Linked DNA regions of Homo sapiens: region 2 is linked to region 1. Evidence: chromatin loops called from intact Hi-C (ENCODE). Cell type or tissue: GM12878. All regions are shown on one strand. Each heading gives the region's core, and the rest is flanking DNA. Links, peaks and the distances in the headings are about the cores only.

What was found. Hi-C counts contacts between places; a loop is a spot of excess contacts. Peaks named below come from ENCODE experiments on the same cell type or tissue, not always from the same donor. Only the 100,000 strongest peaks of a DNase experiment are listed, where the experiment ranks them.
Region 2: a loop joins it to region 1, with 4 times the contacts of the local background. A loop is called at or near these places in 1 of 110 quality-filtered maps.

What each region holds. Positions count from the first base shown.
Region 1 is chr13:33,145,221-33,149,617 of GRCh38, reverse strand. All of the region lies in intron 3 of STARD13 (StAR related lipid transfer domain containing 13), which reads left to right. Among named protein-coding and RNA genes, the nearest start is that of STARD13-AS, 130 kb to the left of the region's middle. RefSeq lists an enhancer at 2,451-2,750. In GM12878, for the core only: no CTCF peak of the experiment used is centred there; DNase peaks (open chromatin) are centred at 2,577 and 3,814; H3K27ac peaks cover 4,000 bases.
Region 2 is chr13:32,837,151-32,841,547 of GRCh38, reverse strand. The region is part of intron 4 of LINC00423 (long intergenic non-protein coding RNA 423); the gene reads left to right. Among named protein-coding and RNA genes, the nearest start is that of LINC00423, 72 kb to the left of the region's middle. RefSeq lists an enhancer at 3,988-4,147. In GM12878, for the core only: no CTCF peak of the experiment used is centred there; DNase peaks (open chromatin) are centred at 317 and 2,379; H3K4me3 peaks cover 296 bases; H3K27ac peaks cover 2,260 bases.

The sequences.
Region 1 (4,397 bases), core at 155-4,154:
TATTTTCCCCTTTGGCTTATGGCAAGATTCAGAAGGAAGATTTGGATGGTTGTTTGAAATCTACCTAAAATGTCTAAGATGTCTTCAGTGATGATGACTTTGTTAGTAGGAATGGCAACTAATGAGCAAGTAAACCAAGAACAGAAGACACATAGATAATTTTACATCAGTAATTTCAAAGTCCAAAAAATGAAATTGTTTTAAATGAATAAAAAAAGACTTCATTTTTAAAAATTGACTTTGTTTCTTAGAGAATTTTTAGGTTCACAACAAAACTGAGCAGAAACTACAGAGAGTTTTCATATATAGCCTGTTCCCACACAGGCACAGCCCCCCGCCCACTCACTATCAACATCCCCCACCAGACTGGTACATTTTCTAGAATCAATGAACCTACATTGACATATCATTATCACCCAAATTCTCCATAGTGTACATTAGGGTTCACACTTGGTGTTATATATTCTGTGGGTTTTGGCAAATGCATCCACCATTATAGTATCATAGAGAGTAGCTGCATTGCCCTAAAAATCCTCTGTGTTCCACCTTTCCACTCCTCCTCTCCCCAACCCCTGGCAACCACTGATCTTTTCACTATCTCCACAGTTTTGCCTCTTTTAGAATGCTATATAGTTGGATCATAGAGGATATAGCCTTCTCATACTGGCTTCTTTCACTTAGTAACATGCACTTAAGTTTCTTCTATGTCTTTTCATGGCTTGATAGCTCACCTCTTTTTACTGGTGAATAACATTCTATTGCCCACATGGACCACAGTTTATCCATTCACCTGACATATCAGTTGTTTTCAAGTTTTGAAAATTATGAAAAAGCTACTATAAATACCTACGTGCAGGTTTGCATGTGGATGTAAGTTTTCCATTCATTTGAGTAAATGCCTAGAAGTGCAATTTCTCGAGTATATGATAAAAGTGTATTTGGCAGTAAGAAGCTGCCCACTGTCTTCCAATGTGGCCATACCATTTTTCATTCCCACCAGCAATGAATGAGAGTTTCTGTTGCTCCACATTCCCACCAGCATTTAGTGTTGTCAGTGTTTTAGATTTTTACCTTAGATATGTGGTTGTATCTCATGGATGTTTTAGTTTGCAATTCCCTAATGACATGTGATGTTGAGTGCCTTTTTAAAGGCTTGTTTACCATATATTCATCTCCTTTAGTGAGTTGTCTGTTCAGATGTTTTGCCCTCTTTTTAACTGGGCTGTTTGTTTCCTTATTGTTGAGTTTTAAGGGTTCTTTATATATTTTAGCTAATAGTCCTTTAACAGAGATATCTTTTGCAAATATGCTCTCTCTGTATATAGCTTGTCTTCTCTTTCTCTTGAAAGTTTTTTTCTCTGAAAGAACTAAGTAGAAGTATTGAATTTTAATGAAGTCTGGTTTATCAGTTATTTCTTTCATGGACCAGGCCTGTGGTGTTGAATCTAAAAGGTCATCACTTTATTCAAAGTCATGTAGATTTTCTCCTATGTTATCTTTTTGGAGTTGTATAGCTTTGTGTTTACACTTAGGTCTATGATTCATTTTGAATTAATTTTTGTGATGATATAAGGTCTGTGTCTAGACTAAATTTTTTTTGCATTTGAATATCCACTTGTTGCAACAGCATTTGTGGAAAGACTACCTTTTATCCATCGTATTGCCTTTGCTCCTTTATAAACGTAAGTTGACTCTCTTTGTGCGAGTCTGTTTTGGGTTCCTCATTCTGCTCCATTTATCTCTTTGTCTATTCTTTCACCAGTACCATACTATCATGATTACTATGGCTTCATAGGAAGTCTTGAATTTGGATAGTGTCAGTCCTCCAGTTTTGCCCCTTCATTATTGTGTTGGTTATTCTGAGTCTTTTGCTCCTTCATATAAACTTTAGAATCAATTTGCTGATATCCACTGTTTTGGTTTTTTGTTTGTTTGTTTGTTTGTTTAAAACTGGACATTTTAAATATTGTAATATGGCACCTCTTGAAATCAGATCTTCTCTTCCCAGGGTGGTCATTGTTGCTATCTGTTTAATGAATATCTGGAACTAATTCTCTAAAGTCTGTATCCCTTGTTGTATCCACTGAAGTATCTACTCAGTTAATTTAGTAATCAGCAAATGATTGGACAGAGATTTTCTTAGATACCTTCAACCAATCCCTCAGTCTTTGCTGAGCGGCTCTTTGTGCATGTTACAATATGGCTTCAGCACTGCAGCAGGGAATTGATAACTCTGCCTTAGCCTTGATTTCCTGCTTGTGCAGATCATCAAGGTCAGCTAAAGGTGGAAGATTAGGGCCAGCTCAGGTCTTTCCTGGGTATACACACAGTTCTGCACATGTACTTGGCCTTCTAGATTCCTAGGAATACATTGGAACTTTTCTAAGTCCCCTATGGACATCTCATTCTCCCAGATATTCTTTTTAAGCTTTTTGGTTAGCATCTTGTTTGGCTCAACTGTTATTACCATTTCAGGCAACTGCCATGTTGACTAATTACTACTGACTGTCTTTGACAAACACCCTGGGTATAAGCTAGTTTCAGTAATGATTTGAGTCAGGTTAAATAAAGACAAGCGCTGTGAACTGGGGGTTTTCAGGGAATTCCCAGACAGCTCAGATAATGACAATTCTTTGGTAACGGAGTTTTGGGGAAGCTCAAACATGTTCTTCCCTCTCCAGTGGATGCAAGGCTACTAGTTTTCACAGCTACTCTGACGGTGATGCTGTTGATTTTCAAAGCTCCTGAAAAGCTGGGGAAAAGGGCATAGGAATAGGGTGGGTTTGAATGTCACAAAGCTCACTGTCCTTACATATGTTTAACCATTTTTCTTAAATAGACACTTAGTGTTACTTAGTTTGTTGGAAGCCCATATCAATTTACAGCTTTCTTAAAAAGTTGATTTTGACAATATCTGCCAGTACTTTTGTTGATTTTATGAAGAAGTGGGGTTTTGGAGGTTTTCACTTAACCTTTTTCACTGATGTCACTCACTTGCATTATTTTTTATTCAGCTTTATTTAAATATAATTTATATTCCAAAAAATCACCAAAGCATACAATTTGATTAATTTTGTGAAATGTACAGCTATGTAACTATCACCACAATCGTGACATAAAACTTTATTTTTTCAGCTACAGGGTCCTACTATGTCACCCAGGCTGGAGTGCAGTGGCGTGGTCTCAGCTCACTGCAGCCTTGACCTCCCAGGCTCAAGTGATCCTCTCACTTCAGCCTCCTGTGTAGCTAGGACTACAGGCACGTGCCACCATGCCCAGCTAATTTTTTTTTTTGAGATGGAGTTTCACTCTGTCACCCAGGCTGGGGTGCAATGGTGCAATCTCGGCTCGCTGCAACCTCCGCCTCCCGGGTTCAAGCAATTCTCCTGCCTCAGCCTCCTGAGTAGCTGGGATTACAGGCATGTGCCACCACGCCTGGCTAATTTTGCATTTTTAGTAGAAATGGGGTTTTACCATGTTGGTCAGGCTGGTCTTGAACTCCTCACCTCAGGTGATCCACCTGCCTTCACCTCCCAAAGTGCTGGGATTACAGGCATAAGCCACCACACCCGGCTTAATTTTTATATATTTTTTTTGTAGCGACAGGGCCTCTCCATGTTGCCCAGGCTGGTCTCAAACTCCTGGGCTCAAGCGATCTGCCCACCTTGGCCTCCCAAAGTTCTGGGATGACAGGCATGAGCCACCATGCCCAGCCGTGACACAGAACATTTTTGTGACCTCAAAAAGTCCCCCAGTGCCAGCATTTGGCAACCACTCATCTGTTTCCTGTCACTACAGTTTTGCCTTGCCTGAAATTTTTTTGATGAGTGGAATCCTGTAGTGTATGCTCTTTGTGTCTGGGTTCTTTTACTTAGCATAATGACTCTGAGATTCATGTATAGTGTTGTATGTATCAATAGTTAGTGCCTTGAATTGTTGAGTATTCCATTGTATGGATATACCACAATTTTTATATCCATTTACCAGCTGATGGACATTTGGGCCATTTCTACTTTTTGGCTATCTTATGATTAAAGCTGCTATGAACATTCAAGTACAAATCTTTTTACAGCAAAAAAAAAATTATAAAAAGTATAAATCTTTTTGTGGACATGTGATTTCTTTTATCTTGCATAAGTAGCTGAGAGTGGAATTGCTAGATCAAGTACTAAAAATATATCTAATTTCATAAGAGACTGCCAAACTGTTTTCCAAAGAGACTGTACGCTTTGGAAGTTTCAGTAGTTCTGAATCCTTGCTAATACTTAATGTTGTCAGCGTTTTTACTTTAGGTATTCTGTTGTGTAGTGGTGTCTCGTTATGATTTTAATTTGCATTTCTTTCATGACTGATGATATTGAACATCCTTTCATGTCTTCTCTTAGAAGTATCTGTTT
Region 2 (4,397 bases), core at 212-4,211, 310 kb after region 1:
TGCCACATTGGCTGGGGTCCCAGAACAGTGGGCATGGCTCCAGTTTGTCTCCCCAGCTGGGTCATGTAGCCGAGCTAAAGCACACCCAAGTTTTCCAGGCCTCTCCTACCTTCCTAGGGGGCCTGGATGGTGGCTTGCATGCCTCAACTCCCTGGAACTGCCTGCTGAGGGCAAAATTTCCTCTCAGGCGGTCGAACCAGCAGAAACACAGATGTAGCAGACCACCTGAAAGTAACTGCAGCATTTAGTGACATGTCTTCCACATTCTCAAGTCATTCAGCTCTTAGCAGACACAGGGCTGGATGGAAGCAGTCATTTTGTTCCCCTCGTTGGTCAAAAGATGCTTTTGATGAATCATTTCTTTATTTAGTTTTTAGATTGCATTCCACCTCAGGGGGAAAGCTCTCCAAATGAAACCGTTCATAAGACCAGGTAAAACCGCAGCAACTTTTAAGGCTATCCCTGAAGGTCAGCCAAAAGCCAGATCTCAGATTTCATTTGGAAATCTGCCAGAAGGGATGTTCTTGGATGCCGCGTGCTACCCACAGGGTCTTCCTGCCTCTCTCTGACAAGCCCCCTTGGATACTGCCTTGAAGAAAACAGTTTCTGGAAGTATAAGAAGGAGTACAATTGGTCGGGCGCAGTGGCTCACACCTGTAATCTCAGCACTTTAGGAGGCCGAGGCGGTTGGATCACTGGATTCAGGAGTTGAAGACCAGCCTGGCCAACATGGCGAAACCCCATCTCTACCAAAATATACACAAAAAATTAGTTGGGTGTGGTGGTGCACACCTGTAGTCCCAGCTACTCAGGAGGCTGAGACAGGAGAATCACTTGAACCCAGGAGGTGGAGGTTGCAGTGAGCCAAGGTCATGCCACTGCACTCCAGCTTGGGCAGCAGAGTAAGACCCTGTCTCAAAATAATTAATAATAATAATAATAATAATAATTTAAAAAATAAATAAATAAAGGCGGAAAACTGGACAAAGGAAAATAGCCATCAAGGGTCAAATTTCCCCTAAGAAAGGGTTTTCTGCTGACCAAGGACAGGATAAGGCAAGCACTCCTCACATTTCCACAGAGGAGAAAGGCGGGGAGCAGCTTGCTCTAAGCCTTAAGCAAAGTTGGGGGGACCACAGTGTGACTATCCCTAGCAAAGCCAGCCTCTGAGCTGACCACTATTATGACCTGCTCCCCATCTGCCGCTTGGAGGGACACTATTAGCAATTGGCAAGTTGCCAGTATCCCATTTATTGGCTCATTAATAATTCCTCTGGGCTCCCAAAGCAACCATTTGATTCCAAATAGATCACAAAATTCGCCACTGAGATATCTTTACCCTTTCTGACATTTCATGAGAGCAGAGGCAGAAATTCACACCGGAGAGTCTGGGAGTTGATACTGGAGACAGGGTTAATGTTCTCCTTTCCCCGAATCTACAGGGGCCTGGTTTGCTCTAATCTGCCTCCAGGAGGTGAGCCACCACCCTGGCTGGGCACTGCTCCACTTGCTTATGGTGGTACCTAGGGCCTTGCATCTCAAAGTGTGGTCCCCAGACCAGCAGCACTGGCACACCTCAGAAGATTCTTAAAAAAGCAGACTTTCAGGCCCCATCCCAGACCTATGGAATCAGATCCCGCATTGAAATAAGACCCACCCCACCAAGTAATTTATACACACCCTAAGGTGCTCTAATTTATTTGTAGGAATAAATGAATTTATCCCAAGAAAGTAATCAGATGCATGCACAGCTTGCAGGTACCCATGGGTTGAATGCGTCATTGCTTAAAAAGACAAAAACTGGGGCAGGGCCTGATGGCCCATGCCTATAATCCCAGCACTTAAAGAGGCCAAGGCGGTGGATCACTTGAGGCCAGGAGTTCAAGACCAGCCTGGCCAACATGGAGAAACGCCGTCCCTACTAAAATACAAAAATTAGCCAGGCATGATAGCACACACTTGTAGTCTCAGCTACTCAGAAGGCCGAGGCAGGAGAATGGCTTGAACCCAGGAGGCGGAGGTTGCAGTAAGCCAAGATGGCGCCACTGCACCCTAGCCTTGGGAACAGGGTGGGATTCTGTCTCAAAAAAAAAAAAAGGCAAAAACTGGAAACAAACCAAATGTATTGAAGCAATATTTATTTGAGTGCCTTCTATGTGACACTCAGAAAATAAGAGCTACAAAACAGAGACAGTCTTAAAAATATGGTTCATTTGGGGGGGATGGAAAATTGCATAGCCATTTTTTAAATACCTCTTTAAAAAAAGAAACCAAAACCTACTTCTAAAAGTAGAAGTAGGGCCTCTAAGGCCCTATTTCCTGCCTTCCAGGTTGGCTCAATTATTGTGACTGTCTCTAGGCAAACAGTTCGTGCAGGCTGCTAGGCTAAGGACATTTCCCTTTGCTAAACAAACAAGCAAATGCAGACAGGGCTCAGCTGCTGTAGCACATTGGAATTGCTTGTGAAATGAATTAAGATCCATTTCCAGGGCTGTGCTGTCTGAATGTAACTGCGGGCTTTCACCCCGCCCCCACCTTTCCCATCCCCCAAGGTATAGTCCACTCAATCTCAGGGGCACATGACCCTCTGGTTGTGATGTCCAAGGTGCTCAGTGGATTTACACGTCACTGTGTCCATTATTTTTCCTAAAAGGAAGACAGCTTAGATAAACACCTCCCTTTAAGTCAAATGTAAGTTTGTTCAACTACAGCCACAAGAAGGATAGCAAATTCCGGAGAAGGACCTTCTGGAGAACACAGCAATATTATCTCGCTGGCCCAGGGATGGGTTTGCAACTGCTCTCAATGGCTGCCGTACATCATCGCTTCACTGAGTATTGTCCAGGCAGAGCAAAGTCACTCAAGCAATACTTCTTATAATCAAGGCAAGTGGTCAGCGGCTGCCTTAAAAAAAAAAAAAAAAAGCCTGGAAATACAGTCCCCAGCCAGAGTAAAGATCCTCCTCTGCGACCTCACAGCCCAGCTGGATGGGACCCTGCAGCGCTCTCACCTCTCTGCTCAGGAAAATGTGGCTGCTGCGCGTCTCAGCCCAGCCGAATTTGATCTTGTGGATTTCATGTCTAATCTCAGCCTAGATTACTCGGGCTTGTTTGGCCCGCTCTAGCATGCCTGGTCTCTCTATTCTCTCTTGATTCTCTCCCATCCTTATTCATCCCTCACTCATTGATTGATTTAATTCAACAACCAAGCCCCCTGCTGTGCTGGATGTCAGATGTTCTAGGTGTGCTCAAATGAAGGCCCTTTTCATTTTCCGGAGGAGTTCACTTCCCATGTTGGGAGACAGTAACAGGAACAAATCAGGCTGCCTAGGTGTTCACGATGTCACCAATATTGGGAAGTTACATTTTGTAATATTTTAATAAAAATAGCTTTTCTGAGCCCAACCCCCTCCCACCGCCTACTGATCTTTGGCTCTTAGTTTCTGCGCCTTCCAAATTCCCTCCTCCATAGCTCACCTGGCCTTGAGGCTTTTACAAACTGCTCTGGCCTGCATCCTGGATCTCACTCTAGAAACCACTCTGCTGGGGTCATTCCGGCAGAGCACCCAGCTTCCCCTCTCTCTGTGGCAGAAAAACCTGATTCTCTCCCACTTTGTCATGAAAAGTCCCTTCCCTGCCTGCGTATCTCTCCAGCTCTTGCCTTATAAGTTAGAAGGCTCATTGGGTTGACTGCTAACCAAGCGCCATCTAGTAGAAGACTCCAGGTTTTGACAGTGCAAATTACAGTCTTTTAACGGGATCAGATTCTCAGGCCCCTCCCCCTCTTAATAGCACCTCTGAGCAGAAAGATGCAGTGGAGATTTATCTCATTTATGCTTTGACTCATGACACACATGTGCATGCACGCTCACATATCTTCATACACTCATTTACACATGCACTTACATACACACACATACATAAACACATACATACATACTCACACTCATGTACACACACACACGCACTCATGCATATGAACATCTTCTAGAAGGAGGAAGCAAATTGTGTTAGGTTTCTAGTCTTTCCCTTCCTGCTATAGACAATTGCAATGCAAATATGACAAATGATACAGTCAGAAGCAGATTTATCCTGAAGATAATGAAGCTTAAGCAACTGGGCTCTTTACTTGCACCAGACTGGTTCCTGGGGTGGTCTAGGTGGGGAGTGGAAGTCAGGTTGCAAACAGGAGGCATTTCTGAAAATGTCCCTAAAAATATCTCTGAAGAATGAGACCTGGATATCTAAAACTCTAGTAGTTTTTGTGATTTCTTTTCTTATGCTAGATAAATATTTGCATTCCTAGCTGCTATATGTGAATGTCTGTACCCCAACCCCCCACACATCACATTCACATGGTGAAATCCAATCCCCAAAGTAATGGTACTTGGAGGTGGG